3 separate regions of the Mus musculus genome follow, and all the other regions are linked to region 2. A link is a loop called in an ENCODE intact Hi-C map of the cell type or tissue named here. Cell type or tissue: gastrocnemius. All regions are shown on one strand. Links, peaks and the distances in the headings refer to the core of each region. The heading gives the core; the rest is flanking DNA. Region 1 has its middle 25 kb from the start of Gm22995. Region 2 holds the start of Gm40603 (a long non-coding RNA gene). Region 3 has its middle 8.7 kb from the start of Sf3b5.

Region 1 (8,438 bases), core at 138-8,137, 410 kb before region 2:
CAGGTGACAGCAGATGCTGGCGAGGATGTGGAGAAAGAGGAACACTCCTCCATTGTTGGTGGGATTGCAGGCTTGTACAACCACTCTGGAAATCAGTCTGGCGGTTCCTCAGAAAATTGGACATAGTACTACTACCAGAGGATCCTTCAATACCTCTCCTGGGCATATATCCAGAAGATGTTCCAACCGGTAAGAAGGACACATGCTCCACTATGTTCTTAGCAGCCTTATTTATAATAGCCAGAAGCTGGAAAAAACTCAGATGCCCCCCAACAGAGGAATGGATACAGAAAATGTGGAACATTTACACAATGGAGTACTACTCAGCTATTAAAAAGAATGAATTTATGAAATTCCTAGGCAAATGGATGGACCTGGAGGGCATCAACCTGAGTGAGGTAACACAGTCACAAAAGAACTCACATGATATGTACTCACTGATAAGTGGATATTAGCCCAGAAACTTAGAATACCCAAGATATAAGTTGCAATTTGCAAAACACATGAAACTCAAGAAGAACAAAGACCAAAGTGTGGACACTTTGCCCCTTCTTAGAACCCTAACCCTAACCCAATTCTAAGTCCCTACTAGTCCTTCTAATCTTTTCCTTCCCTCAATTAACTGAGGTAACAACAGAAATAATAAAAATTTAAATGTCATTTTAAATATTAGGACATTGTTCAAAAACGTTCTTTGCAGTTGTTTATTTCTGTTCCTTCAAGCTAGCAGTGAAGTCAGGTTTCAAGTCTTCCCAGTCAGTAGAGTCTTTTGTGTTTACTCTTTGTATAGTCTTCTGTAATGATGCACGCTCCTACCTAAATAGAAAAGAATCCTGTGTGGTAATGAAGCCATTAATTTAGACTCTCTCTGGCCAAGAGTAAGAGGTGGGGGAGCATTGTAGCATCGCTAGAAGCCATAAAAGAGAAAGTAGAGTATAAAGATTTGTTTGTGGTTCAGAGTAGTGATTTACATCAAGACACCAATGAGCCTGTCTGCAAATGAGCTCATTCGCTTTTCCTAAAATCGGAGATTTGCTGAGGGCTATTTTAAAACATTAAGATTGTAACCTATTACTTCATACAAGCAAGATAAACCAGGTCCTGGCCAAGTGACAGTAACTCGGCTTTCTAGCTCTGTTTTATAACAGCACCAATGCCAACCACGCCAAGCCATGCTTTTCCCAATTACTTTCCCAAGCCCGTCTAATGTGTGCCATGCTGTTGTGTGTGTTAAACACTAGTGATAATAATGTAAGACAGCCATTTAGAAGCAAATATCTGGCATTTGCTTTAGTGTGCATGGTCCCCAAATTTCTGTCTAAGAACAATGCTGACTGGCTCGTGTTCAGCTAGCTTTTAAGTATTAAGCACTAAGGAGTTATTTTCTTTTTGTCTTTTCTTTTTATTTTTATTTTTCAGTGTGTCTTGAGGCTAAGTCTTGTAACACTGGCTTGTGCTGGAACTCACTAATTGCAACCCCCTTACGTCTGTCTTCCAAGGATTGAGACTATTGACATGTACTATCATGCCTAGCATGTCCTCTTGTGTGTTATATTGTTGCACAGTCTCTCTCCTGTCCTTTCTTTTCAGTAGTCACAGAGCACCATATGTGTGCCTTTCCCCATCATGTTTGGCAGACGTTCAATAAACTGAGCCTCAGAGACAGAATTGAGAGGAAATTGAAGATATGAACTGAAAACAGAGAGGTCAAAGATTCCTGAAATATACAGCATTAGGTGTTTTGAGAACTGTAGGGACAATGCTGGGCCAATGCAGGACCCTATCTACGCCAGTAATAGTCTAGAGAGCAGAAGGGATTTGAGAGCAGGGACAGGTCAGCCAGGAGTAGGTATCCAGAACTAATCTTCCCAGGAAGGTAGAATGAGGTCTTGCTTGCCTGGTGAGGGGGCAAGGGCGGAGCCTAGATTTCACACCCAAACATGATGGTGGAAAGGCAATCATACGGTGTTCCATGACTACTGAGAGGGAAGGACACTAGGAAGGCTGGGCCAATAGCATGTATGGGAGGATGTGCTAGCCATGAAGGCGCATGCCTATGGAAGACAAAAGGAAAGGACTCTTAGAACCAATGAATTCAGGCAAGCCAGGGCTACATAGCAATACACATGCCCAAAACACATAATAGGTTTCAGCCTTTTTCTTGAGAAATTATTTCTTACTGCTTTGATTTTAGTCATTTGCTAACAGCATTGCTGGTACAAGATTCTGCAACACTCAGAGTCTGTTTCTTACCTCGCACTTATCATTTTCTCAGGAGTTCAAGAGGATCTACCAATTATAATCTTCTCACTTTCTCCTCTACAACACTTCTTTTCCCCCTTCCTAATAGACTCTCAGACCTGGAATTACATATTTCGTTCACCTTGACCAATTAAAATCCGAAAGTCAGGAAGGAGGAAATGGCCCTAAGTCACTAGTGACAATTGACCAGGTGAATGCTTTAACATAACATATTCAATTTACTCTCCTTCCAGGAGCTTCTTCCTCACCCTGGACAGAGCATATGCAAACAAAACTAGCTATTAATGAGCCCAATACAAAACTTTAAAGCATTATGACATTTTGGGGATTTTTTGTTTTTGTTTTTTAGTTCATTTGTTTTTGTTTCTTTGTTTTGCAATTTTTTGGTACATCAGTTGTATGGTTCTCAGACGTGAACTTTGAAGATGATAGTATCATATCACAATGCCAAAAGTAGAATTAAACCTATTGAACATACTGTGGCATGTACAGTTAGTCACAGGCTTATTCCAGAACTTGAAAATTAGCCATTCATTTTAGGATGCATTTAGGTGGCAGGTCTCAACTTAGTGGTTGTGACCCCTCTGGGGTTGTATATCAGTTATCCTGCATAGCAGATATTTACATTATGATTAGTAACAGTTGCAAAATTACAGTTGTGAAGTAGCAATAAAACTTTTGTGGTTGGGGGTTCATAACAACATGAGGGACTATATTAAAGGGTCATAACATTAGGGACAGTGAGAACCACTGCCTTAAAATGTCTTGGTGGGGTTAGGCTCCTATTTGCCTCTGTGAGGTTCACTCTGATGTACAACCACTCTGGAAATCAGTCTGGCGGTTCCTCAGAAAACTGGACATAGTACTACCGGAGGATCCAGCAATACCTCTCCTGGGCATATATCCAGAAGATGCCCCAACTGGTAAGAAGGACACATGCTCCACTATGTTCATAGCAGCCTTATTTATAATAGCCAGAAGCTGGAAAGAACCTAGATGCCCCTCAACAGAGGAATGGATACAGAAAATGTGGTACATCTACACAATGGAGTACTACTCAGCTATTAAAAAGAATGAATTTATGAAATTCCTAGCCAAATGGATGGACCTGGAGGGCATCATCCTGAGTGAGGTAACACATTCACAAAGAAACTCACACAATATGTACTCACTGATAAGTGGATATTAGCCCCAAACCTAGGATACCCAAGATATAAGATATAATTTGCTAAACACATGAAACTCAAGAAGAATGAAGACTGAAGTGTGGGCACTATGCCCCTCCTTAGATTTGGGAACAAAACACCCATGGAAGGAGTTACAGAGACAAAGTTTGGAGCTGAGATGAAAGGATGGACCTCGTAGAGACTGCCATATCCAGGGATCCACCCCATAATCAGCATCCAAACGCTGACACCATTGCATACACTAGCAAGATTTTATTGAAAGGACCCAGATGTAGCTGTCTCTTGTGAGACTATGCCGGGGCCTAGCAAACACAGAAGTGGATGCTCACAGTCAGCTAATGGATGGATCATAGGGCTCCCAATGGAGGAGCTAGAGAAAGTAGCCAAGGAGCTAAAGGGATCTGCAACCCTATAGGTGGAACAACATTATGAACTAACCAGTACCCCGGAGCTCTTGACTCTAGCTGCATATATATCAAAAGATGGCCTAGTCGGCCATCACTGGAAAGAGAGGCCCATAGGACTTGCAAACTTTATATGCCCCAGTACAGGGGAACACCAGGGCCAAAAAGGGGGAGTGGGTGGGCAGGGGAGTGGGGGTGGGTGGATATGGGGGACTTTTGGTATAGCATTGGAAATGTAAATGAGCTAAATACCTAATAAAAAATGGAAAAAAAAAAGAAATACATAAAAAAAAAAAAAAAAGAATTTGAAGAGCTCTTGCTCTCTTTGAACCTTTGTAGTGGTTGTTATTGCCCCTGCAGGATGTGATGTGCAAACCCTTTTACCAATCTAAATAATGCCAATCTATCCTGTGGCTTTTTCTTTTTCTTTTCTTTTTTTCTTTTTTTATTTTAGACCTCATGTGTTATAGGAACTTCCCACACAACCCAACTAGGAAAGATGGGAATCAGAACTTTTGCAAAATTCTTTTACCCTCCTCCTGTTTCTTGAGCATGGCTCTATAAGACTACTGCCCATTTATCAGCACAATCCCCTCATTGGATTATTCTAGGAGAGCAGGCCAGTAACTGCCCTGTGTGCTTATTGTAACTCTCAATATACTCTATGTCAGTGTATTGGTTGCAATAAAGATGTCTCCCTACAGCTCCCATATTTGCACACTTGGTCCCCAGTGGGTGGTGCTGTTTGGGAAGGTTTTGGAAGTGTAGCACTGCTGGAGGAAGGATCTCACTGTGGGGCAGGGTGGCTTTGAGGGCTTAAGGTCTCCTGTTAGTGTCAGTTTGCTCTCTGTTTCATGCTTGAGGTTTATTATGCAAGCCCCCAGCCTCTTGTTTCTGTTGTCATGCCTGGTTCTTGCTGCCTTGCCTCTGATTCAGGGTTATGGGCTCTTGTCCTTCAAAAACTGTAAGCCCAAATAAGTCATTTTATTGTATACATTGCTTTGTTATTTTATCAAAGCAACAGAAAAGACACGGGCACATTCAGAAAGACTTAGTTCTTTTTTTTTAAAAAGATGTATTTATTTTATTTATGTGATTACATCATTGATCTCTTCAGACACACAAGAAGAGGACATCAGATCCCATTACAGATGTTTTTGAGCCGCCATGTGGTTGTTGGGAATTAAACTCAGGACCTCTGGAAGAGCAATCAGTGCTCTTAACTGTTGCGCCATCTCTCCAGCCTAAGACTTAATTTCATACAAATGAATGAATACCTGTATTTACCTATACTTATCACTTATATCTAAATATGCCCCATAAATGTGTATATAGATCTAGGTATATAGATAGATGATAGATAGAGCGATTGATTCATCAATAGATAGATAGATAGATAGATAGATAGATAGATAGATAGATAAACAGATAGACTGTGTGTGTGTGTGTGTGTGTGTGTGTGTGTGTGTGCGCGCACGTGCACATAAACATGTACAAAGCAGATATGGTGGCATGGTAGATGCCCAGAGTCTATAACTTAGACTAAGCTTCTGGAAGACACACAATGAACATCCAATTAAATGATTTTCTTGATGAATTCTCGCTTACTGTGTAGAATATCTTCTTATTTCTTCCTGACTTCCTCTTTAGAATGACTTTCACTAGTCTCCTCCTGTGTCATCCCTCCCGTCAACAGAACAATGCATGATTTGGGGGTCACAGGTCATCCATTTTACACACCACCTCAGACACAGCTTGCTTTCAAACCCACGTTGATTTGAAATATCCTGAACTGGAAAGCATGTTTTCCAATAACCCACTCTATCCTCTGTTGTTTGTACCGTTGGTGTTTTACGTTTGCTAGCCTGCTGTAGCTCGAAGCCCATTGGGAGGTCTAAACGGATCACTTCTTCATAACCTGGAAAGTGTGGCTCTCTGGAGGACCGTGCTCTCAGCTTACCTCATGCGCGTACTTTTGTGAATCTGTGAAGGAAGATTTTTCCAACACAAGTTGGTACCCACAAGAAATAGAAGTGGTGAAAGTAGTGTAGATATAAGATATTTATTTAGGGATAATGCTCACTGTTTTCTTCCTGTTGTCTTGCCCATCAGCATGGGAACTCTGGGAGGTCCCTATCTTATCTCTCAGGGGCAGGATGATGCCTTTTAAAAATGTAAGGAGAATCCATTGCTCTGTACAAGCATACAGATCTGCTAGCCCAGCCAGCACAACAATGACGCGCTGATGCCAAAGGACTCCCACACTTTCTCTCCATGAGTAATTCAGCACACTCCACTGTCAGTCAGCTAGCAACAACGCTCCCCTCTCCCCTTAGTATGCTTATATTTCCAGAGTCTTTCCCACCACTTCTCAGGCTCAGGATACATTCTTTCCCTTCCAGCTTGATAAACTGGAAAGGGCAGCAAGATTACTTGATTTCTCTTACTGGATAAAAGCCCTTTTCTCATACAAGTTATCCTGGACCTTGCTGCCTCTCAGACTCTGGCTCCAGAGGGACCGGTGTTGCCTGCTCTGTCCTGAATGCCTGTGATCCCACAGTAATAAGTAGAGTGAGATACTTGCACTCTTGTTAGGGTTGCTGGTGTGCAAGTGAAAGCAATTGCCGAAGCTACTTGACATCAGATGAGACATGTTCCCTTCCAGAATCTCTGCTGCAAGTGAAAATATTTATGAGTTCCTAGGCTGTTTCTCAGACTGTCGTGCCTTCTACTTAATCATAAATAATTTATAATGCTTTTGTCGGGGGTGGGGGAGGACAGATACAAAACAGGGTTTCACTGTGTAGCTCTGGAACTTTGTGGACCAAGCTGACCTTGGACTCAGAGATTCCCCTTCCTCAACCTCCTGTGCTGGGATTAAAGGTATGAACCACCACTGCCAGATAATACTTCTTGTATAGTCCTGAAATGAAAGAGACAGCTACTACAATCTATCTAGACATCATTTTAAAAAATCAATATAATGCACTAAAACCAAAACAAACAAAAACAAACAAAACAAAACAAAAACTCTAAAAGAAATAGAGGGAAATGGTTTCTAGCAGGTCACCAATGAGTTTCCTGATGTAAATGCAAAGGATTAGTATTCTAGAGAAGGTAGTCGATAGGGGGGGAGGGGCTCTATTTATTAGCTAAGTCAACATCAACCTCTAACAATGACAAGGGTGGATGGTGGACATGCTCAGCTTGGAGAAATCCAGGATTGAAACTAGCCTCAGAGGTACCATGATCAGGATGATAGTTTTCATGAAAAATGTGATCAAATTCAAATAAAATAAAGAGCAGTCTTGAATGGGAAGGTTTGGCAGTAGGGTGGGCACCTCTTCTGCCCTCACATAATATGAACACTTTTTTTAATGGATACAAATCAGCTCTGGAACATTGACAAGTTAGACGGGCTGCAAAACAGGTTGTTGTTGCTGGTGGTTTGATTTATTCTGTCTGGACCTTTCTGGCAAGCTTTGGAACCGCTGCACTCCTGGAGACGGGATTAGTAAGAAATCAAACTCAGCAGTTTTGTTATCTTGATAACAACAACAACAACAATCTTCTGTTTGATTGCTTATATGTTGGAAAAGGGATGACAAAGTACTCATTGAGAGCCATGTCGCCATCGCCTGTCAGCAGGGAATGTGGACAGAGTGGGATAAGATGTGGTAGGTGTGATGGGGGTTTTGTTTGACATTTATTGGGACCCAAGATGCTTCAGTGTTGCTGAAGGGATGTAATGTGCTTCTGAACTCCATTTCAGAAACTGGGCCTGAGTTGGGCAGCCTGCAGAGGCTAAGTAGCCTCCTGAAGGCCAAACAAGAAGGAAGTAACGAGAGGAGCAGAGTTTGGTTCCATAGCAGGAACATTCTTGGCTCTGTGACTGAACAGAAAACGAAGAGATGGTCAGTACCACACACACAGCCAAGAGGCCCCTGCCTGGAAATTTCAAGGGGGTTCCCAGCTGAGCCGTGCCAGATGCATGAAAGCCCGGTCTGGGTAGAGAATGTCAATCAAGCTATTCACAGGCTCCAGCGGAGGGAGGTCCTGTCCACTGCTGTGCGGCAGAGTCGGAATCTTGGCCCGAGACCCAGCCTGGAACAATGCCACTCTCTATGGGATTTTTCATTCTTTCTCTCTCTTTTTTTTTCCGTTCTTAAAAAAAAACTTCATTGTTTTCCCCTTTATAATAGAAATAATAGATGTTCGTTGTAAAATGTTCCTACAGTGTAAAGATGCAAAAAGCAAGAAAAGACAATTCTACAATTCCATCGCTCAAAATTAATTACTGCTTACATCTTTTGCTTTGGGATTTTTCCTTGTGTATATAAAAACATTAATTTTAAAAGACATCACATTACAACGACCGTTTTTTAGCTTGTTGCATTTATCGTGCAATGAACGTATTTTGATTTCTAGTCACTACCGATCTGCGACAACCTGGATCCTTCCTTCTTTTCAGAGGTTACAGAACACAGGTCTATGTCTACTTTTCATTAGGTCCACAAGGAAACTGTAGAGGGGCAAACAGATCTCAGAAATAATCATTTTTCACATTTTTTGCCCTCACAAACAA
Region 2 (8,438 bases), core at 219-8,218:
GATTGTGTGGTAAGTTCAGCTACAACTGAAGAATTCATGAAGAATGTGTTGTAAGCCAGAGGCTGCACTAGAGATTGGCTGGCTTGTTTAGAAGCCACTCCGTGAAACTTTTCTTCCTTTCTCTGCTTTACCATAAAACCCAGCTTCCCTGCTTGCTCAATTTTACATGCTCAAGGGCAAAAGAACTTTAGGGGTCATAAGCTGAAATTATATGGTTATTTAGATGCCAGAATTCCTTAGGTAGAGATAAGCCTGTACCAATTTTAGGATGACAAATAGACTCAGGAAGGAAGAAGACGGCAATTCTGTTTGGGAAAAAAAAAAAAACCCTCAGAAAAATATGAAGCCCAGATCTTTAAATTATAGATTTTTTAAGATTAATATTTTAATAAAAGAAAGAAAAACAATGCAAAAGATAAACATTTCCCTCCATTGTCTAAAATTCACTTTTTGCATTTGTACGTGTATATCTATGTATGTATGTGTGTTTATATGTGTGTGCTTGTGTGGAGAAGCACCCAAGATAGATGTTGGGTATGTTTCACGGTCTCTTGAATATAGACCTACCAGGTGGGCTACTATAGCTAACCACCTTGGTCTGGGCCCCCAGTCTCTGTTGTGCTTATAGGCACCACAGTTGCCTGGCATATTGATGGCACAGGGCATAAGGACTCATCGTCACCTTTGTATTGCAAAAAGTTTTCTCACTGAGCTATCTCCTTAGCCATCCAATCTAATATATTTAAAGGACCTCCTCTAGTGTTCATAAAATAACTAAGGCTCAAAAGGTAACTAAATTAAGGACTAAGGCCTGTACATTTCCCCAAAGAAACTCAGTGTCTCAAAATAAAATCTGTAATAGAAGCTGGAATAGTTATAGAGCTCGAGCTCTGAATAAACGTGGTTGCCTTGCCTGTTACTGTAGCTGTTAGAATGGACGACTAATGAAGTATGTCTTTGCTCAACATCCAGTGAGATTTTTGAGTCAGTGGAGGATGGTTTGATTTAGAAAAACAAGCTGAGAAATCACCCGACCAACCAGTCAATAATATCTTCCCCCAAAGACTGATAATCCTTCAAAATTAAAAATTAAAAAACAAAAACAACCTTACTTTCTCACAAAACTTTACATGCATATGAACATACTGGATATGTATATGTATGCGCATGTGTATGTATATGTATATGGGCATATGCATATAGCTGTGCGTATTCAGATCAGATGTCTTTGGCTACAGTAGCACTGTGAGGCAGGACAGTGGTCTGCTGAAGGATCCACCCACTTACATAGGATTCACTAACAAGAACAGCATCCTAGGACTGAGAAATGCCCAGACTTTAGTGATGCCCATCTTTGTAGGTTTGTGGGGATGTTTCCAGAAAGGAGTGGGGGAACATAAACCCACCTTGAAGGTGAGTGGATGTAGTGGAATTGTCCCCTAATTAATTGATTGGATAATAAAGATGACAAGAAGCCAATCTCTGGGCAAGGAGAAGGCAGACAGTCTGTGTCCAAGAGGGACATAGAAAGAGAGGGGGAACTTTCTCTAGCTCCTCCATTGGGGGGCCCCAGTGGAGGAGCTAGAGAAAGTAACCAAGGAGCTAAAGGGATCTGCAACCCTATAGGTGGAACAACAATATGAACTACCCAATACCCACCCCCCCCCCCAGAGCTCGTGTCTCTAGCTGCATATGTATCAGAAGATGGCCTAGTCGGCCATCAGTGGAAAGAGAGGCCCATTGGTCGTGCAAACTTTATCTGCCTCAGTACAGGAGAACGCCAGGGCCAAGAAGTGGGAGTGGGTGGGTGGGGGAGCGGGTGGCGGACTTTTGGGATAGCATTGGAAATGTAAATGAAATAAATACCCAATTAAAAAAACAAACAAAAAATGAAAGAAAGAGAGGGGGAGGAGAGAGGGAGGGGGATGGGGGGAGGAAGAAGACGAACGGGATCCAAGAGGCTTGAAATTGGCACAGATAGCTATGGATATTATAGAAGAGCAATAGAATAATACAAGACACATTTGTCCAATCTAGGGGGTAGCTTATATTAGTATCAATTGAGTTTTGAGTTCTTTGTGTGGGCATTTTGAGGGCTGAGAATTTAAAGTTCTATAAATGTGACTGATAAATTACAAGCCTGTGGAGCCTTAATTATAAGAGGCTAGTGGTTTAGGGCTAGCCTCAGGGGCTAGCAGCGGGGAGATGGCCTGGGAAGGTATGAGTGGTTCAGGGGCAAGTGAACCTTAGGAAACTGGGCGGACTGCCACTTGGGGATGGCCATGGGGGCGGGGAGACCACTGTTTCCGGTGAGTAGCTGGTGATAGTGTCGATTGTTTTTTTAATAATTACATACTGCAAGTCCATGGTCTGGAGCTGTGAACTGAATACAGATGGAAAAGGAGAAAGCCAGCTGAGCGTTCAGATTTCTGCCTCTTGGACTGCCGAGATCAGAGAAACTAGATGTGACAAGGTCCCACTGACAGGAAGCCATACTTTGCATTCCCCAGATCACCACTGTGTCTTTCATGGATAGACTGTATCTCCTCAAGCCATGAACCCAAATAGCCCTTTCTCCCTTAAGTTACCACTTGCCAGGCATTTGGTCCAAGTCATTTGAAAGATAAGTATTAAGTTAGCAAGTGCTCAGAGCCAAAAGTTTTGGCCTCCATAGTTAGGGAATGTTTCTAGTTGGCAGGAAGGCTGTATCAGAAGGTTTATCAGGCATGGCTTATCTAGAAAACAGAGTGTCATATTTCATTACATATTGCTGCTAAGGAGCATGCTCAAATTCAGATGTCTATTTCTACACTTATAGATTTTGATTTAGAAATAGAGACTCAAGGCCCAGAACTTGGTGTGTTTCACCAGTACCGATAATTCTGAAGCAGGTGGTTGTCTTAAACAGATCCAGTCTAGAAATTGAGTTGATTCTTGCTTCTCCTCCCTGGCTCAGACCCTTCAGCTTAGACCCATTTACATTTTTTTCATCTGCTCCTATTTTGATGAAGCCAGTTTTAGAATAATAATTTACTTCTAGCATGTACTTACTGTTATTCAAAATAGTATCATTTGGCAAAGTGGAAATGATTTTGGGAAGATGGAACATAAAAAGCTTTTGAAAAGACAACCAGATCGTCCGATGGACTATTAAGCAGCAAGAATAGATGCGGCTGAGGCAACGGAGGATTGTAGCAAATGGTCTCTGTGAGGAAGTGACTAATGGGGGCTTGGGGAGCCAAGGGGAAAGGAGACAGCATTGTGCCCCAGTCAGGAGTTAGATCAAGTGTTTACTCTGCTCAAAAGCCTTGTGACACAGGGGCAGCCAGGTGCCTGGATCATGGCCCTTCGAACCACAGGCCTTTATTCACTTAAGTAGAATCCAGGCCAGGTGGCTTCTGGTTTCCAAGCTGGGAAAGGGCATCCAGGAAAAAAGTTGTCTGGAGTTACAGGAAATCTGCAAGCCTTGGTATTGGCATGTTTGGTCAGAAAAGCTGAGCGACAGATATGTGTTCCTCATTATTAGAGAGACATGGGGTGTTTAGTGATCTAGGATGGGTTCCATCAGGAAAAGCCTTGGGTCAGCACATGGGATGCGACCAAAAATCTGAAAGAGCGGCATACAGGTCAAGAGAAATGTTGGCTCCCTTCTTTTCCACAGCGATGATTTTAGTAGAACAAACAAATAAGCAGATATACATAAATTGGCAGTTGGATAAAACATGCCAAGAAACATAAAGACCAGGAGCAGAGGCACAGGAATATTGTCTGTAGTCTGTTCTCGCTGTATTTGAATGCAGACATTCACACTGTGTCGTAAGTACTAATTTTTTTAAAAATTTTTTTCTTTTAGTACTAATTCTTATTAGCAGAATTAAGAAAAAATTAGGAGGGGGCAAGCAGTTTCAGTCAGCCCTTTGAAATACAACTTGCAAAGGAAAATCTCGAGATACTTTTGGTAAATCTAGATTTACCTTTGGTATCCTGCCTTGGTCTCCACTGTCTCTCGATTTCCCTCTGGCGGTCACTGCCGGCACTACACTGATATATTTTCCCCAGGTCTCTGCAAAAAGTCCATCTAGGGCTCTTGGAAGAAAGACTGCCTTGGGTGTTATTTCCTGAATAAGCCAGTTGTTTTCAAGTACTCTTAGCAATGGCCCCTTTACTCAAATAGTATCTCACCCAGAAGCCTAGTTCATAAAACAGAGAGGGAGGAGGAAAGATATGTGCACCTGGCCTCCATCTGGAAGCAGTTCTGTGAGACAAAGCTGAGTAAACCACTGGGTTGGACTAACAATACTAATAGACTAGCGTTAGACATTTTCACGGACATGTTTTCGTTTCAGAAGAGCTGTCTTGACAGTAGTCTCCCTTCATCAGCGCTCTTTAGGTTGAAATTAGCAAAAACCAAACTCCAGCTAGTCAGAGAAGATAGAACTCTTCTGATTGCAGATCCTGGCAGGGAAAAGGTGTGTTCTGAAGTAGAATACGTGTAAAGACTTAAACAAGGAACGTCATTCTGCCTTTGGCCAACTTTCTGTCCTTCCCCACTACTCATCCCAATCTAAGGAAAAGAACAGAAGGTGGCTCTGTCCAGTCCCTACATGTGATCCTGCGTGACAGTCTCACTGAGTTCTGTAAGGAATGAGGGCATCCGTAGTTCTTCCTGTAAAAGAAAATTCAACTACCTTTTGTGTTTTAATTATTGGAAGGAATAGATAATATCAAGTCAAAACAGAGGTGACTGGGGATCTCGACTGTTTTATCTTCAGCTTCATTTCTGGGTTCTTGGTTCTCTCTTCTTTATAATCTCTGTTTTGTCTTTAGGGTGACTTCACATATGCTAGGATGGCTGCGGGGGACCTTGAGGATGGATGCTTGCGGTTCGTATCACCCAGCAGAAGTCTGGAGCTGGGGCTTCCCTTTAACTGGTCTGTTCAGGAGCACACATATGTCTGAGGTGACCCTGCTGTGAAAGACTGGAGAATGACTGGCCTACACAGAGGGTTCGGTGGATGTGTTGCCCATGAGCTGGAAGGAGGAAAGCAAGAAATGGGGAGTGAGTGCTTTTTGCTGTAGTGAGAAAGCCAACTTCACAAAAAAAAAAAAAATTGGAGCAGTCTGGGCTTGTGAGAAAAGAAATATTAGAAAATGTGTATTTATGAGGATTTTTTAAGTCCCATTTTGTTAGCAAGAAGCACAGAGTCTGGCGATGATTCATGATAATATCCCATATGCTATTATATATCCCATAATATCCCAGTATAAGTATGTATAGCTAGAAAACAAATAAAGTAACCACAAAACCCCAAAGCAAGTAAACAAATCCTCAAATATTCCAGCCTAGACAGGATTCCAACCTGGTCATTAACTTCACAATGACTTCATATGTGACCCAATGCAGTCAACACTGCATAATACCAGCCATTCTTAGTGCCCTTTTCAGACACATTCTGAATCAAGCCCTACCCTTTCTCTCAGAGCCTAATAAGAACCACACCTTGAGCGCTTCAAATAAGAAAGAGTTTTAGGCATAGGTTACATTCCTTGTTCTTGAGGAGGGTCCCTATGTGTAAACTAAACGTGCAGACTGCTGGGTTGACCAAGCTGGGAACCTGGAGAGCAAATTTTACTGAATTTTCATCCTAGCTCAGAGCCGAGTGCATTACCAAAGGGAAGAGGAAAGATACTCAATGCACAGTATTATCAAGGCTCCCAAGGATTCTAAAGGGATATCTAAATTGGCTAAGTAGCAAGAGAGACTTGCCAGACAAATGGCAGCTCTCAGACTTTATGTCTTTCTCTCTCTCTCTCTTTTTTTTAGGGAATGAGAGCTTTTGGAATTCCCCAGAGGAAGCAGCTGCCTTCTTCCAAGCCCCAGGAAGCAGCTCAGTGCATGGGAGGCTTCCTTGGGGTTCTCCCTCCATCCTTGGTGGCAGGATTTGCCCTTCAGGTTCATCCATTTCCTGGGGATTATCTCTGCATAATTACTCTGTGATCCAAATAGTTGATTAGAGACACTCCAGTCCTCTCTTTGTCAACATGGTACGCTTGTGGCTGCCAAACATGACAGCTTTTTTAAATTATTAAAATGTTTGCAGTGGTAGCATTTAAAATGAATTTCAGGGCAGTGATAGTCACATTGTGAGAAAGTCATATGTGTCTATGTGAGAAAGTATTCCCCCTTGTGATTTCCCCTTTGTCCCAAAGATTCGTTCAAAGCACATCTAACTGTAGAACTGCACCAAAGTTTGCAGAAGTTTCTTGACCTTATCTCTGTGGACTGATGAGAGTATGGTTTGTGTAGCTGTGAGTGTGTGTGTGTGTGTGTGTGTGTGTAGAGGAGACACTACCCAAATTCCCATCATTCCATGTCTACTTTGCTTTGTCAACTCCAGAGTCACCAAATCCAAAGGCCGCTTAGCATATGCTATGGATAGTTTGAATGTTTGTTTCCCAAGGCTCATCTGGTAACTTCCTCACTCTATAAGGATATGGCCTTTGGGAAGTGGGACTAGTATCTTTATGGGAGACATCAGAGAGGTCCCTCATCTCTCTGACATGTGACATTAGAGTGAGAAGATGAGGAAGAGGGTCTTCACCAGCCACAGACTCTGCTGAGAACTTGATCTTTAACTTCTTAGCATCTAGAACTATGAACGGTAAATTTCTGTTATGTAAAAATTGACCCAATCTGTGTATTTTGGTATTTTGTGATGGCGGTCTGAAGTGAGTAATTCAGTACATACCACTGGTATGTGAAACCTTTCTAAATAAATCTCAGTCGTTTGAGAGTGTTCATGTTGCCAAATTCTATTTCTGATCCGAGTGTATGTACAAGTTCATGCGTATATGCACATGTGTGTACATACACACATACATACATACATACATGAGTATATATGTATGTGGACGACAGAGGTTGCTATCAGATACCTTTTGTTAGTTGCTCTCCAAGTCCGTGTTGTAATAAAGTATCTCTCATAGAACCTGGAGCTCAGCGATTCATCGAGATTGGCGGCTCGGTATGTTCCAAGGAACCTCCTCTCTCTCTCTATTCCCAAGAACCAGAATTACAGGCATGCACTGCCACACTTGGCTTTTTACTATGGGTGTTGGAATTCATAACACAGACCATCCTTGCCAAACTATTTTACTGATTAATCTGTCATTTAGGTCCCTATGTCTGAGCTTATGAGGAGTCACAGAGAAATTAGAGGGAGAAAATTAAACAGAAAGAGACACCATTGTTTTTTATTTTTCATTTTAAAAAACATTTCCTTTGTCTTTTGAAAACGTCCTGACCGAGGTACACTGACCCACAGATAGGGAGAGAACTCACTGTCTTTGCCATGGCTTATCTCTCCCACCTGGAGATCCAAAGATGGTGACTGGCCACAAACGCCGAGCGATGCTGCCGTCGTATTGATTTGTGGTCAGCAGCGGCTCCGCTTCCTCTGCTTTGTGACATCATTTTCCTGTTCATTTCCCACAGTTGCATATGTGGGTTTATGGGATGCAAACTAATCCAACAAATGGAAGAAATTATGCATCGTGTCAGAGAGCTTTCAGGAATAGAATTTGGAGCAAAGGAGCCAATATTTGACACATGAAGGGGGGGGGGGGGATGAGATAATGGGTGGAGAATGCTTCTCAACCCAAGATGAAAGAGTCCTGTTCACCGAATGTGTGAGTGGTATGGGGGTGTTCCTTAGCACCACGGCTTTTCACTCTCCTCAAGATGCACTTGTGGGTCAGTGGACATGTTTGACTAATGGACACATGTTCATTCCACAATACCCAAAGGGTTGATCAAGATTGAATATCCATCAGCAAGACTGAGGAAGGCTTCTTGGAGGTAATGTGGTGTGGTTTCAATGAGCTGTAAAAGAATAAAATTCCAGAAACTATCATAATGAGACTTTGGGATGGAGAAAAAGAAAGTTTAGAATGTTCTGTTCAGTCAAAAAGCTTTTATAGACAAACCTCTGTTCTAAGCAACTGGGATTTCTGAAGTCACCAACTGGAGCAGCTTCCCCCTTCCATGATTACTGCATGCCTGCAGAGTGTCGTACGTGCCTCATGACTAATGCTCATGTACTAAAAGAGCCCCTATTCTTTGCTGTCTTATCAAGTTGTGTGAAGCCCCTCTGGGAAGTGCTGACTGAAGGCTTCTTCTGTAGTCCCGGCGTTTTAGCATCTCTGAACCAGAACTCTGGCCTTCTTACCATGCATTTGATTGCTGTTTGATGTCCAGTCATGACTTAGGATCTCCGTGCATGAGACACCATAGTGCCAGCAACCAAGAACACTTACATGCTATGCTACCTGCTTGTCCAAAGCCCACTTATCCAAACAAGTTTTACTCAGAGCTTGAAGGACTGTACAGAAGGGTGAGCTCTGGATGCCTTATTATCATGTGGCATCCACAGAGACTC
Region 3 (8,438 bases), core at 73-8,072, 1.3 Mb before region 2:
ACAAATGTGCCAGATGCCCAAGTCTGAAAGCGCCACTGTAGGGCCGGGCATGTGGCTCTGAAGCCCAGTGCTCACTTAGTGTGCTCACCTAGTGTGCTTGAGGCCCTGGGTTCACTCCCCTCCCTCTGCCCCCAGCACTGGGAACATAAGGAAACCAACAGTAAGACTAGAGTTTCTTCCTTCAAAGGAAAAATGGCATCTTGTGAGTTCTGCTCCCAGCACAGGGCTTCCCTTGAGGACACCAGCATCCTTTGAAGACAGCAGGGGGGCTATATACACCAGTGATGGTTTGTATATCCTTGGAGCAGGGAGCCGCAACATCTGAAGGTGTGGCCTTGTTGGAATAGGTGTGACCTGGTTGGAATGGGTGTGTCACTGTGGGTGTGGGCATAAGATCCTCACCCTAGTTGCCTGGAAGTCAGTCTTCCACTAGCAGCCTTTGGATGAAGACATAGGACTCTCAGCTCTGCCTGTGCCATGCCTGTCTAGATGTTGCCATGCTCCCACCTTGATAATGGACTGAACCTCTGAACCTGTAAGCCAGCCCCAATTAAATGTTGTTTTTATAAGACTTGACTTGGTCATGGTGTCTGTTCACAGCAGTAAAACCCTAACTAAGACAACACCCTATCAATCTCATGATATAGTAGGTCTTCAAGGGCAAAAATGTCACAAAGCTAGTGATCGTATTGCTTTATCAAGGACCCCCCCCACCCCCAAATGCTGTATGTAGCCTAGGATGGTCTCAGTGACTGCCAATTCATTGCCTTCTTGCCTCGGCCTCCTGCGTGCTGGGTTTACAGGCACATCCCTTTGCTTGCCTTACAGCTCAGACACTCAGAAGGGAAACAGTTCTGTCCGTTTCCACCGAGCAGCTGAGGCAGAGTGTTCCCACCACTGCTGTAATCTCGATGCCATTGTCCTGACTCGCACCCAGTCACTTTTACTGATGTTGCTTTTGTGTAATCTGTGCAAATATTAACTGTGGTGAGAAAACGCTAATGAACTCGGGTTTTGATTACGGGAAGAGTTTGACTACAGATTCCCTGAAATGCAACCTTACTCACAGCACCTTACTGCGTTTCCCGAGTGACTGATGGTAGATTAAATAATAGATACTTCGGTATCTGACAGATATTTTCTCAAAAATGAGTGAAATGAGCTGTCACTTCGGGAAAGCTGCTAAATTGCTACTTTGGAGGGACCCTGTGGATGCTGCATTGAGAGTACACAGGCAAAGTGAAGGAGAACCATTTGTAAGTGTTCATGCAATTAACATGTCAATGCCAATGCTCGGCTCCACCCCACTCTCCTCAGAGAGGAAAAGTTGCACTGTGAATCACCGCTTCAGAAAACTTGATACAGAATCCAAAGTGTTGCTCAGGTGAACTCTCCTTGGAGGCTGCAGCAAGAAAGCCTGAGGGGTAATGACACTTACACTAGAGAAAAAGAGGGCAGGCCTGGAGCTACAGAGCCGAGTGACACATGTGCTAAACCGGTGGCTCGAAACCTGTCTGTGGGTTTCGAACCCTTGAGGGGGGGGGTCAAACAACCCTTTCACAGGGGTCACCTACAAACACAGATATTTACACTGTGATTTATAACAGAAGCAAAATTACAGTTACAAAGTATCAATGATTATAATTTTATGGTTGGGGTCACCACAACATGAGGAAGGGCATTAAAGGGTCACAGCATCAGGAAGGTTGCGAACCACTGCACTAAACTCAGGAGTGCATCCATTCAGAACTGCAAAATTTGAGGCGGGACTTAGTAATTTAGTGAAAGGCTGCTTAAGCCGGCTAGGGTTTGTCTTGTAAAATGGCAAAGTCAAAGATTTTATTCTGTTTTATTAGCTTATTTATTTCGTGAACAGTGTCTGGCAGATCCGAACATATCCGATAAAAGCTGAAGGGTCAGTGTGGAAAGACGGGACTTAGTCCAGGAAATCTGCTGTGGACTGTGTGCTTCACACAGTCTCCACTCTCACTAAGACAGGTAATGCAGGAGAGGCAGATCACCGAGAGCATCGTCCTGTCACAGCAGTCTCAGCTAACGCTGGGAAGCCCCTGTGTGCTCAGCACTTCATTGTCTAGCTTACATAATTTCTATTTAACACATGCACGAGAGTCAGAGAAATGTATTTGCCCAGAGTTATATATAGCTTACTAGCCAAGCCTGGATTATTTATTATATTGCATTTTTATTGTTATCTGAACTGTATCATTATTATCTGAACATGTATTACTATTATTAGTTAGTCCTGGATGATGATGATGATGATTCAATACACCAGTTAGAGCTTTGTCAACAGCACAAATTAATGTCATCTAGGAAGGAGGAGCCTTGAGGAGGAGGAGTGTGTCAATGCCTCCATCGGATTGGCCTGCAGGTAAGTCTAAGGGGGCATTTTCTTGTTTAATTATTGATATAGGAGGCCACACCCATTGTGGGCGGTGCCACCCCGAGGCAGGTGGCCTTGGAAGGGATAAGAAAGGTAGTTGAGGGCTGGAGAGATGGCTCAGTGGTTAAGAACACTGGTTGCTCTTCCAGAGGTCCTAGGTTTGATTTTTTTGTTTGTTTGTTTGTTTTTGTTTTTTGAGACAGGGTTTCTCTGTATAGCCTTGGCTGTCCTGGAACTCACTTCATAGACCAGGCTGGCCTCGAACTCAGAAATCCACCTGCCTCTGCCTGCCGAGTGCTGGGATTAAAGGCGTGCGCCACCACGCCCAGCTAGGTTTGATTTCTTATAACCTACGATAACTCCAGATGATCTGACGGGCTCTTCTGTCTGCTGTGGGCACCTTCATGCATGAAGGCAAAGCATACACACACATAATAAGCAAATAGCATTTGAATTCATCTTTAGAAAGAAAGATACAGAAAGGTAGCTGAGTGTAAGCCTACTCTCTCTGCTTGACTTATAACCTTCACGTTCCTGTCTTGAGTCCATGCCTGCCTAACCTCCATGGTAGGCGATAAACTGGATGGGGAATGTACCCTTCCCTCCTCATGTTGCTTTTGGTCATGGTGTTTATCACAGCATTAGAAAGCCAACCAGAACATTGCTAAGCCTGGATTCTCAATAGTAACTAAGTCTGGATTACAGCCAGTTATTCTAGCTGCAAAGTCCAAATCTCAACTATATAATCACCCCCAAGTAGATTTAATGTGGGAAAATACTATTGGGATAATTTAGTACTTTTTGTTGTGGTAGGTAGTAGTTCTTTGGTTTGGTTTGTTTGTTTCCAGATACAATCTCACGGTGTAGCCTTGGCTGGCTTGAAACCTGCTATGTAGACTACACTGGCTTAGAAACCACAGAGATCCACCTGCCTCTGCCAGGACTGAAGGTGTGCACTGCCACATCTGGCTCAATTCATCAGTTTTTATCTCAGACTTTAAAGATACACGTGTTTTGTGCTGCTTTGTTTTGGTTTTTGAGACAGGGTTTCTCTGCATAGCCTTGGTTGTCCTAGAACTCTCTCTGTAGACCAGGCTGGCTTCGAACACACAGAGTTCCATCTGCCTGTCTACCGAGCGCTGGGATTAAAGGTAGAAATATGAAAACCTTAGAGGCTTGTACCAAGGAGTATGAGACCACATGAAATATCTCATCTACATAAACCAAAGCTGTATGAATCTTTATCAGTTAGAGTGGCAACACTCATGGTGGAGGAAATAATTTTGTAATGACAATTCTCATTTAAGGATCAGAAAATGAAGTGCATCTCAGAAGCTAAAAAGCTGTCCTAATACGTTTAGTTGTTTCAGGCATTCTTAGAGTAATGTCTGTGTTGACCACTGGAGGGCAGTATAGGATAGGAGTTACTTTTTTAGAACCGCTCTGCACAAAGGACTCCTGCTGACTTCAGCAAGGAATCAAGTTTCTTTGCCTAAACTTGGAAACTGCTCTATACCACACAGCACACCGGGCCAGTTTCCATTAGATAAACCCACATCATCCTTTTCTGTTATAGACCACTGCGTATGTTGTTGTTTGACTGGTTTGGTTCTTCTAGACAGGGTTTCTCTGTGTAACAGAGTCCTGGCTGTCCTAGACTTGACTATGTAGACCAGGCTGGCCTCAAAGTCATAGAGATCTGCCTGCCTCTGCCTCCGGAGTGCTGGGATTAAAGGCGTGCCGCCAAGCTCAGCTTGGTGTTTTTTTTTTTTTTTTGAGAACGGGCCTTGCTACGTAATTTCTGCCCTAAGATTATAGGCCCGTCCATCATGCTAGGCTCAAGACATCTCAACTATGGCCCTGCTTTCTAAGACAGTCTTAGGTTGCCTGGTTTCTGGTCTTGAACTCCCAATCTTCCGGCCTTTGACTCCTGAGCTCTGAGGTTGCAGATCTGTACCGCCACACCTGGCTATCATTTCTTATTTCTTACTATGGATTAAAAGGCTCTTCAGTCTCTGGCGCCTGTTTTTATACAGCTAGAAAAGCAAGTTCTAAGTCCTAGAATGGTAGCCATCACATCTTCTAGGATTTGTCAAGTATCACTCTTCCAATGACTTACATAGTATGATCTCATTTAATCTCAGCAGACTTGGGCAAGTTATGACATTAGACCAGTAGGCAAACACATTTGCCTAAGAATTTCATGAATTCATCATTTTTAATAGGTGAGTAGTACTCCATTGTGTAAATGTACCACATTTTCTGTATCCATTCCTCCGTTGAGGGGCATCTGGGTTCTTTCCAGCCTCTGGCTATTATAAATAAGGCTGCTATGAACATAGTGGAGCATGTATCCTTGTTATATGTTGGAGCATCTTCTGGGTATATACCCAGCAGTGGTATAACTCGGTCCTCAGTCCTTTTTTTTTTTTTTTTTTTTGAGGAACTGCCAAACTGAGAGGAAATGTATCCTTAAGATTGTCCTGTAGGTAAATCTGTGATGAGGTGTGTGGGGCCCCGCCCATTGTGGGTGGTGCTGTCAGTTGGCTTGTGGACCTGGAGTCCATAAGAAAGCAGGCTGAAGTGCTGTTGCAGGGGCCCATGTTGATGTGAGTGGCCTGTGTGGCGCCCTGAGGCAGGGTTGTCCTTCACGAATGCCTGATAGCCACTTCTAGAAGGCCCAGCAGTGACACTTTGGTTCATTAAACAGGGTGTCCTCAAGAACTTGAGTGCTCTTATTTTCCAGAGCTTAGCCAGAGAAGCGTCTGCCTTCTTTCATGGAGGTCCACATAGTGGTAAGCACAGGTCCAAAGCCATCAAGATGGATATCCCACGACACCTATGCTCTTCTCGGGCTTCTGCTCCCACGGAGCCATCTGTACTGACATTTTCTTGAGGGTCATAGAGCTCGGCAATGAGGATCGACCCTCAGGGCTCAACACAGAGCAAACTGTGCTAACCAATGAGAGTTTGATTTCTTGGTCTACACCTGGCCCAACTGGCAGTGCTGTGAATAGATGCCAGCCTCTTGATACTGTCCCTTGGCCAGCTGTGGTACAGACCCAGGACTATCACACCCTTGGGGAAGAAGTGCAAGGACCCATGAAGGAGGCGCTGAGAGATCTGGTCCTTGTGCAATCCCCAGTCACGGGTCGGAAGCTCCTTGTGAGACTGCTCTGCAGCCTCTTGGCACACCTTTGACAAGGAAAATACAGTTCTCAATCATTAAAAACAAACAAATAAGCAAACAAAACAAAACAAAACAAAACAAAGAACAAGTCCCAGCCCTGCTCTGCATCTGGTTGCTAAAAGAACCCGCTGACTCTTCTTGTGCCCAGCAGAGGGCGAACGGGGGCTGTGCAGCATGGAAAAGTGGGGCCTCCCCTCCCTTCAGGGTATGCCACCATTGTCTGTGTCCTGCAGGATTCTACAAGGTGGAATGGGTAGGCAATGTCTATCATCTTTTCCAGGGGAGCCTTACCCTCTTGGAATGGAAATGACTGAGTCGGGAGCCCTGGGCTGCTTTTTGCAAGCCGGTAACTCATAACACATCGCTCCACGCCTACAAAAAGATTGTATATTAAAACACACCTAAATACACCATTTCAAAGGATCATCATGAGTGTGGAGTGGTCTAGTGTTCGTGTTTGACACTAAATGCTCCGCCATTGATAAACCCCTGTTGTCTTTTTTACTTTTTGACAAAATCTTTTGGAGCTAAGGCTGGTCTCAAAATGCAAAATGCCCTTGAGCTTCTGGTCCTCCTACAACCTACAAGTGCTGGGATTATAGGCACGTGCAACCATGCCTAGTTTTCTGCAGTGGTGGGGGATGGATGCCAGGATTTCACGCATGGGTAAGCACTTCCAACCGAGCTGCATTACCACCTCCAGTACCACCTTGTGACATAACATACACACAGGTTTCTTTCCAAGGGACAAGGCGTCCTGCCCTCACTGATTTGTGGCAAGTTCTCTCTCACACACTACACTGATGTCGGGCTCTTCAGGGGGACAGTGGTTCCATCTGGATAGCTGTGTCAGAGCAGTAGCAGAACACATAAGATTCTAGAGTCTAGAAATTTCCATGTTGGACTTGAATAAGTCCCCATCACCTCCTTAAGCTTCTGACTCCCTTGGACAAAGAAATTCCGGTTTGGTTTGGTTTGGTTTTCTTCTGCAAACTTCTCTTCAGGAACAGCCAGGACACACAGGAGTTCTGCATTCATTGTCTTCTGGAACTGGGTTGGCCAGTCTAGGGTGTCCTTCTGCCCTGGAGGGCACATGAGTTTCTTCCAGGCCTCTTGCTTTCTTCTGTGTTGAGGAGTGTGGAGCCATCAGCACCAGCCCCAACTCTAGCAGGGTCTCCCACCTCTCCCCATGACAGACCAGGAGTTTGGGAATTAGCACTACATGTTCCCACAAGGTGGGGGAGACTTTCTCACTTCTGAGTCCGGAGGCTTCTTCTGCATATTCTAAGAGCTCTATAGGTTCATCCTCACAGGGACCCAAGGAATTGAAAGAGGACAGAAAGGCATAGAGTCACTCTCCTTGGGAGGCCCCACGTCCGCCCCAGAGACCAGCAACCAACTCTGCAAACAGGGATTTGCCTAGCATCAATCCCAGCCTGGGACTCAATGCCTCTGGACCCCTCTGCACCGAGACTTGTGTGCTGGCAGCCAGGGCCTGTCTCCTAGAGTTCACAGCCTGTCCTTAGTCAATAAACACATTAAAACATGCAAGCACATATGTAAATATATGACTTCACATTCACAGAGTCCAGCCTGGCTGTGGATTAGGCACAAGGCAAAGATGGTTTCTCTTTGTCTTTGTTGTCACTGAGCTGGGTAGGTTTTTGTTTCTATGTTAAATAGTCTGAGCTGGAGGCCAGCAGCTATCTCTTGAGGAGCTGGGCATGTAGAATATTTCAGGCTTACCCCCAGGAAGCTGTGGTATCCCTCGCAAATGGAACCAGCGGTGGTAGGGGGGGTGAGGGGGTTGTCAGCTTGGTCAGGAGCTTCCACCATGAATATGTGCACACGTCCCACACCAGAGCTGGTGTGAACCCATTGTCAGCAAAGCCTGGAGTTATCAGCTCCCCCTAAACATCTGACTCTAGATCACTTTCCTAGGGCTGGCTTGGTCCTCCCGAGTCCCATGACTTACCTCCAGGAGTAGGGACTTGGGACACTGCCTTCTGTCCTCTGCTCGCATCCCTGAAGAATACGGCCTTATATGCTAAAGTGTGTTCAGTAATTTGGACTCATGTGGCATGGGGCACACTCCTCTGTGAACATGCCAGGAGCACCTAGATGAGGGAGGTGAGCCATGGGCCTTCCCAGTCACCAGAGAGGAGGTGCCCCAGGGTGATAGCTCTCCAATAGGAATTACATCTCAATGGCCAGGTGTGCAATGGAGATGGGCATGGAACTAGAAGCGTCAGGGCGGCATGCAGGAGAATTAGGCAGAGAATCCCTCCAAGCCTTCCAGGTGGAGTGATGGGTTAAATGAGGGAGATGTAGCCCTGTTTGCCTGTCTTCTATCTGCGGTTTGGAGGTATGGACAGGTCCTGGGAATCTCTCAGACATCTTAGAGCTCAACCTAGGAGGTCTGAGTCTCCTTCTGCTCAGACAGTCTCACTCCTGTGCACTCAATGAATATGGAGAAGGAGGTCTGAGTCTCCTTCTGCTCAGACAGTCTCACTCCTGTGCACTTAGTGAATATGGAGAAGCCAAGATGATGTCTACATAGAGCCTTCAACCATTTGTTTGGTACAGGAAGGTGCTCTGCATGTGACTAAAAGAACAATGTCATCACCAAGTCAGCCAGAAACTCTCCAGTCTACCACTACCATTATTTGGTGTTTTGCCTGCCAGATGTACTAGTGCAATGGTGTCACATCATTTGTAGGAGTAACCAATCAGTATCTGATTTGACCTAAGGCTCACCCTAGAAGAAGGAACCCATACCCAACTCTGCTTGGGTGGCTAAGTACCTGCGACTGGCTAACGAAGGGACCTAGCATAACACCAAAT

The links. A loop is a pair of places that touch in the nucleus more often than their neighbours do. Peaks named below come from ENCODE experiments on the same cell type or tissue, not always from the same donor. Only the 100,000 strongest peaks of a DNase experiment are listed, where the experiment ranks them.
Region 1: it touches region 2 in a loop (3-fold over the local background); 2 of 42 quality-filtered maps call a loop at or near these places.
Region 3: it touches region 2 in a loop (9-fold over the local background); 7 of 42 quality-filtered maps call a loop at or near these places.

Annotation. Positions count from the first base shown.
Region 1 is chr10:13,909,298-13,917,735 of GRCm38, forward strand. No RefSeq gene overlaps it. Among named protein-coding and RNA genes, the nearest start is that of Gm22995, 25 kb to the left of the region's middle. In gastrocnemius, for the core only: a CTCF peak has its summit at 4,587; a DNase peak (open chromatin) is centred at 7,893; H3K4me3 peaks cover 261 bases.
Region 2 is chr10:14,317,684-14,326,121 of GRCm38, forward strand. It overlaps Gm40603 (a long non-coding RNA gene), which reads left to right and starts at 4,748. Exons shown (of 2, transcript XR_871462.1): 1 at 4,748-4,883; 2 at 5,825-6,797. In gastrocnemius, for the core only: a CTCF peak has its summit at 4,018 (motif pointing left); a DNase peak (open chromatin) is centred at 4,027; H3K27ac peaks cover 255 bases.
Region 3 is chr10:13,012,917-13,021,354 of GRCm38, forward strand. No RefSeq gene overlaps it. Among named protein-coding and RNA genes, the nearest start is that of Sf3b5, 8.7 kb to the left of the region's middle. In gastrocnemius, for the core only: CTCF peaks have their summits at 3,800 (motif pointing right) and 5,738 (motif pointing right); DNase peaks (open chromatin) are centred at 3,837, 4,082, 4,996, 5,515 and 2 more places.